Regions from separate parts of the Mus musculus genome. Here region 1 is linked to region 2. A link is a contact called in ENCODE Hi-C data. All regions are on one chromosome and are shown on one strand. The core of a region is the stretch at or near the end of the contact, and the rest is flanking DNA. Distances in the headings are between cores, read along the strand shown. Region 1 holds the start of Ttc21b (tetratricopeptide repeat domain 21B). Region 2 holds the start of Galnt3 (polypeptide N-acetylgalactosaminyltransferase 3).

Region 1 (3,519 bases), core at 101-2,600, 130 kb before region 2:
GGTCACATTGGAATAATTAGCATCCCCACTGCTTTGTCATGACCTTAAGTACCTCTCTTCTTGATAAGATAGAATTCTAGAACTGTCTACATCATTCTGCCTGTTTTTTTTTAATTGAAATGGATTCTTCTCTCATCCCAACCACAGTTCCCCCACCCCACTCTTCCTAGCTTTTCACCACATCCGCTTCTCCATTCCTTTAGATCCATTCCCCCTCCCTCTCCTCTTCAGAAAGAAGTAGGCTTCTAAGAGATGACAGCCAAACAGGACCAAAATACAGTAAGACAAGGTAAAAGATCTCATACGGAGGATGGAGAAAGCAACCCGATTGAAGGAAGAGTCCTAAGAGCAGGCAGGAGGCCCACTAAAACATCAGTATAACGGCCACAGCTGCCTGCAGTCCTTTAAAGAATACAAGCAGAAACAAATTAGTGTGTCTAGATGCCCCTCTCAGTCAGCTTGCTGGATCTCATGATAAATACACTGGTGAAGATCTTCTAAGGAAGGCTGCCAGGAAGCAAACAGAAAAGCAAAAAGAAAAGCAAACAGCAAGTCCATGGTCCCAATGTCTTCTTCAAGGTCACGTGAGAATCTTCTAAAGTCCTTTCATTTGGCCTCATCTATCAAAGGTTCCACCACTCCCAACAGCACACGGGCTGGGGAACATTCAGCACGTGTGTCTTTGAGGGACAGTTTAGATCCAAACTACAGCAAACACTTAAGAAATAGAAATCTAAAAGAGGTAACCACATATTTTTAAATAAGACTTTGGGGGTGGAAATCTGGCGGAGCAGTTTAATAAGCACTCGAATAGCAAAATTACAGCAGCGCCTGAAAAGATTTAGAACAAGCCCAAGCCAGGCTTCAAGGTTTTTGCCGAACTGTGATTTTTCTGCGCCACCTTGTGGCCCAGACACGATTACTACACGTGTCAGGTAAATCATTTTCCCTGGTCAAGTACTAAGCCGCATTGCGCAAATCGGCTTCCACAAAAAATGCTGAGAAAATGGAGTCGGCCTTTGTTTGCAGGGATGAAAAGCGGCATGGCTCTCCCTCCTATTTGCTGCTTCATCATCTTTATTCTTTAATCTCATATCTCTTGCTCCACCCAATCCCTCCTCCTCGCGCCGTTTCCAGGCTGGACCTCCCTCCTCTAGCCCCACAACTCGGCAGCACTCAATGCTCAGCGGATTCCAGCCCCAGTCGCCCTCGCGGTCCTCCCTCGGGGTTCCCTCCTCGCCTGCTCCGGTGGCCCCCTCCTTCCTAGTCCTACAACTAAGCTCCGCCCCCTCACGCCGACAACCAATGGAGATCGGGCCACGCCCCTCGTGCTGCACGCCGCGTCCCTTAGGGTTTGAGGGCCCGGGAAGTGGGTCTGAACCCCTAACCCTGCGGCGGGCAGCGGTGGGCACCCTCCGGGTAGCCGGCGGCCATGGACTCCCAGGGGCTGAAGGTGAGCGGGCGGCGCGGGGCGTGGGCAGGGCGAGTGGACTGCGAGGTACAGGGTGGCTCGGGCAGCTGATGGTGAGAGCCTGCGGCCTTGGCGGAGATGCTGCGCCCCCCGCCGGGATGATCCCGAGGGCTCAACCACTGCCTTGCGGTTAACGGCCAGCCCCCAGCCTCCTGCTTATGTTGGCTTTGGACTTCTCCTGGGAAAGCCTGCTTAGTCTCCAAGTGTGATTTCTAGGGACTTAGCGAGCTAATGTCCTCTACCCGGCACTCACCTTTGCAAGCGGTTAACGAAAGTCCTTTAAAAGGAGGAGTATTATAGATTATGAAAATGGTCTTCCCATAGTTGCACTCAGCATATATTTCAGAAATGGTGAAAAACAAGGACAAGGTTTGGAAGCCTTTCGCGATCATTCCCCTCCCCTCCCCTCGCATCCCCTCCCCTCCCCTCTGTCCACTTTGGGACCTGTTCAGTATTTGTGGAGCGCTTTTTCTTGGGTGACTCCCGGAAGTTGGAGCTAGCTGAACAGACTCCTGGACATGAGATTTACTCATTCAAAAATCCAACACTGGAAAAAGTTCTTAGTACATTTAGCAAGCATTGGTTGACTGCCTTCTGTGTGTTTTGCACTATTTTCTAAGTACTTGCAATACTGCAGTAAAGGTGCTTAGTCTTGCAACTTTCACTTGATTTATGAGGGCTGACCCCACAAGCTATTAAACACATGAATGTCATGAGAACTACTGATTATATTCAGAGGACAGTGGGTGCTGACAGTTAGGGAAGACCGAAAGGTTTGGCTTTTTTTTTTTTTTTTTAATGAATTTCTACATTACCTTTTCAAGTTTTTCCTCCAACTCTTTTACATGTTTTATCCCTCATTTTATCCAAATGAGTTCTGCACTAAAACCACTTTAGTGATAAAACCATTATTAAACTTCTCATCACTTAGCACAGGAGCGAGTCGTGTCCTAAAACTGAGGCTGCTGACCTTGGCTTCTTCCCTTTCCAGTTTGATCAGTGCAATATTCTATCTAGAACAAGGTTCTTGAACAAGGAGTGGCAAGCACCGTCTACAAAATGCCAGATGGTACCTACTTTAGTATCTCTGTCCATCTGCAGTGACGTTGGTAAGCAGCTGTGGATGTACCTAAATGAAGGAGCATCCTCATATGCCAGTACATCTTCATGAGCTCTAACGTTTGTCTATGAAAGGTTTTCCCTGGCCCTTCTTCTCCAACTATTTTTAGCTCACTACCCATACAAAACCAAGTGGGAAGAAAGCCAGACATATCTTGGACCTACCTTCCCTTTGGACCTATCACTCTGGTTTCCTACCCTATTGTAGAATAAGGGCTGGCTTTTAGCCCCGCCCATCACCACACCCAACCCAGGTACCACACTCTTATCTCCATATTGCTCTTCCTCTGCGTTTTACAGCCCTGGGCCTTTCTCAGAAATATTCCAAGAGAAATACGGTGTTATATGTGGAGGAGATGGAGTAATGTGTTTATAATTGAAGAATCGGCTCTAGCATCCTCTGCAGGAGTGGGTTCCCTGGTCACCCACAGTTACCAAGCTGAGTACAGTATTCTGTATTCCCCAAAGCGAAGTAGTGCCCACCCCACATTCATTATAGCATTGTGTCCCAGCGGGTGTTCAGATTACAGTTTACCTGAATGTTCAAGATTTTTCCATGGCAGTAAACACTCTTGTTAACTTTTCTCAGCATCTTATTGATAGATTCAGAGTACAGTGTAGAACAGGATAGGTTATACTCTCTTCTCAGTATCTTACACAGTACCTAATACTAGAAAGTAGACAGTCCAAAAGTGTTTGCTAGACCGCTGAGCATGGGGATACAAGCCTACTCCTGGCACTCTGGCGAAAGAGTCAGGAGGAGAGCAGGTTTGAGCCAGCCTGAGCTACATTAGGAGATCCCACCTCAGAAATCAAAAGGAAGATTGTTGGACTAAATCGTCTATCTCGAACCACAAGCATACCAACAGGTGTGGGGAGCAATATGAAATCCATGGAAAGGGATGCACTTAAAGACGGCTTTGATTGGC
Region 2 (3,400 bases), core at 314-2,813:
GTAAGAACTGACCATCTTCGGCTCCACGCATCCTTTAGGGTGGGCAGTGCACAGGAAGGGAAGAGGGATGTTGTGGTTTATACACTTAACATTTCCTCCAAATCCCCCCAAAGATGAGCACTAATCTCTCTCCATTTAAACACAAGCAGCAAAAAGACGTTGCAGAACCAAAAAATTAAAATGAGTTTTGGAAATTAATGTTTTTAGTTTTCGGCCCACAGATACACAGTAGATAGTTATTATGGTAATATACACAATATACACGTGCCTCTTAAATCTTTATTTTCAGGGGAAAGAGGAAGAAGGAACTTTTAAATGATAATGCTAAAATGTCATACAAAAGTTCCTGGATGCCTACAAAACAATTGGAAATAAGCAAAAGAAAAAAAAAAGTTACCTAAGTTGCCGAACTATATGAAGCTATATGAAGTGAAACTATACTACAACAAATGTTGCACATAAGCCAAGTAAAACTAACACCTGTTGATAATGTACTAAGATTTTAAAACTTAGTTCCAGTTCACATATAAAACTCATAAGTTAGGAAATAAACACCGTGAGTGTCAAAATGTGGGAGGAAGGCTTCCATCATTCTTTATAGGAAAACTCATCACTGCGGAATCAAACAGGTCGCCCAGAGTCTTTAGCTGTTTTTCCACTTCCCTGAATACTTTTGAGAATAGTCAAATAAAAAGTTCATAGAAATGTGTAAAAGCAATTTGAAGTCCTGGTTTTGAGTGTCAACGTCTCCAGAACAGAAGGCATAGTGGAAGGGGTGGGGGGGCACGGTGTAAGTGTCTCAAACACACTGGCAAAGCCTAACATGTTTAAGAGTGTAGGTTCTCACCTTGCAGAACAGATGTTGGCTTTTAATCTACTCTTCAGTGAAAACAATTCCTTTCCAGGAAACCACAAACTCTGCCCAAACCCTGGCAGAGGGGTTCTCCCCGAGGGCGCTGCTATCCCTCTCCTGTGGATATTGATTGGTTGGTCTTGCAATAGATAGCAACCCAGGAAGGGGTGACGGTGGACCCCAAATCAACTGAAACTTGACCAAAATACCAGAAGCTCTACTTTGAAAAAGGGAGTCGCCTCCTTGGGACCTGAGGCTTCCCTACCCTAGCGCCGGCGGCCAGAAACGGAAACCACTCGCTGCGCTCAAGTGAGAGGAGTGATGAAATCAAGGCTACAGGGGAAGGAAGCTCACCAACCTAACTGGTGACAAAGCTGCTGAGCCTCGGGAGGAAAGCAGCACGGTCTCCCAGGGGTCCCGGGGAACGCCGCACCCCTGGGTTTGGACCACCCGGAGAGGAAGAGGAACCGCGTGGGGTTAGGGGTAGGGGGAAGTGCGGCTCAGATTTCTCAGCGTCCCTGCCAGTGGGCTCTGGGTACCAGGTGGCCGCGGCGCGGGGCAGCGCAGGCTCGGCACTGCGGAGGGCTGGCGGGCGGGCAGCGCGCGGGCGGCGGAGGAGTTTGCTTGGCGCGCGCCCGGCCGGCCCGCGGCTCACCTGGAGCGCTCAGGTAGGACCGGGGCGGGGCGCGGGGCTGGCGCGCAGGCGCGGGATCCGGCCTCGCCCCTGCCGACGTCGCCGGCGGGAGCTCACCTGGGAGACTCGCAGAGGAAGAGGAGCCTCGGCGTGGCCTCGCTTGGCAACGCGGGAGGCCCGGCGGGAAGGCAGGAAGCGGCGGCGGAGGAGGAGTTGAGCCGAGCGGCCACGAGAGCCACGGCCACCCGAGTCGCCGGCGTCGCCACCTGCACTTGGCTCTGGACCCCCGCGGACAGAGCCCCGGCCGGCCGCCGCTTCCCGCCGCCTGCCCTGCCCACCTGCCAGGTAAGCCGGCGTCCAGCCGACCGGGCTCCCGCAGTCCCAGCAAGGGGACAGCGTGCGGGACGGCCCCGGAGCTGCCCGCGGCCGGTTGGACGCGGTCTCGAGAGCGGGTTTCAGTTGCTCCCCCTCGGGAGAGGCCGGCGGGGATACCGATCACTCCTGTCGCCGGGTCCCCTCGGCAGCCCCAGAGCCTCACCGGGGCAGAAAGTCCCCCTGGTACCCCTGGGCCCCCTGATAGTCCTCGGGAGGGCGGGTCTCTGGCGGAGGCGCTGCTCAAGGCTTGCCAACTTGGGCTAGCAGGTTGCCTGCCCACTCCCGGGTACCGAGTGGGCCAAACCCGCTACGGGGAGGGCTGTGGTTGTGCCGGGCAACTTTCCCCGCTAAGCCCAGACAGTCCTAGATTGGAAAACGGCGGCAGCCAGAGCCATCACGAAGCTTGCCGACTGGTTTGGAAGGCGCTCGGTGGTCGGGACCTGGGCATCCCGCGCACTGCACTTTTCCGGGTGCCCTCCCCGAGCCAGAGCTGCGCCCACTTTCCGGTTGAAGGTGGCAGAGTCCAGGTCTTTGTGGCAGGAGGAAATGGAACTGTGGTTCACCAGCTGCCTCCTCTTAGAGGACCTGTTGACTTAAGGACCAATGTATCTCGGATCTGGTGTGCCTGTGGCATATGACTCAAAGGTTCAAAAAAAAAAAAAAAAAAAAAAAAACCAACTTTGTTTCAGCATCCTGCCACGTCTGAACCTGGAAGTGCCAAGCCCAAATTCCTGTCTACCTAATTAGGATTTTCGAAAGCCTATGAATTAAGGTTGAAACTACTCTTAGCATAGACTTAATACTTAATTCCTTCCTTCTGTTTTGGGAACTCCATCAAGTTACCTTCCTCCCCTTTCTGATTTTTTTTTCTTTTTAAGAAAATGTTTCTAAGTTATGGCTTGATATTGAAGTTACACTACCTAAGGTACATCTGAACTCAAATACTTTTGTAAAAATTCAGAAAGTTACATTTGAATTTGAGAGTTTCTGGTTGTGAGAAATTCCACTTTTATCATCTAACTTTGAGTTTGTTACTTAGACATATGAGTTCAAAACCACACCCTATAATTATTTCTTTTTAACCTTTAACATCAACTGAAACCTAACATGCATGTTAGTTGAAACATTCTGGGCAGTGTATTCATACCAAGCATTTCTTATACACTGTTTTAACCAACATTTTTTTTTCATAGAAAATTTTATTAATAAGTTCCACTCTCTAGGTGTGTTTAGTTCTGCCTTTACCAAGTTTTAAAAACATATATTTAGGTTGTACATGCTTTCTTTCTATATATTTTTTAAAAAAATATTTCTAAATATATATTTAGATTGTAAAATACTTAGCCATTACATGTTTCTTAATGAGGTGTAATTAAAATTTTTTAAAAAGAAGAAAGAACCCCACCCCCACCCCCCCACACACTATAACAACACATAATTGTTAATTCAACCAAGGGTTTTCAAGAGCCTCACCCACCTTCTTAGTCATGTCTCCATCCTGAGAAACTGACGTGCTAAGTGCTATTTGAACATTGAGC

Evidence for each region. Hi-C counts contacts between places; a loop is a spot of excess contacts on that map.
Region 1: a loop to region 2 is called in a map of T-helper 1 cell, with 4 times the contacts of the local background. The contact joins the promoter of Ttc21b here to the promoter of Galnt3 in region 2. A Hi-C loop is called at or near these places in 3 of 37 maps with a recorded cell type or tissue (T-helper 1 cell, T-helper 17 cell and v-Abl transformed pro-B cells).

The regions. Positions count from the first base shown.
Region 1 is chr2:66,254,448-66,257,966 of GRCm38, reverse strand. It overlaps Ttc21b (tetratricopeptide repeat domain 21B), which reads left to right and starts at 1,350. Exons shown (of 29, transcript NM_001047604.2): 1 at 1,350-1,453. The coding sequence starts at 1,433.
Region 2 is chr2:66,122,956-66,126,355 of GRCm38, reverse strand. It overlaps Galnt3 (polypeptide N-acetylgalactosaminyltransferase 3), which reads left to right and starts at 1,563. Exons shown (of 11, transcript NM_015736.2): 1 at 1,563-1,832.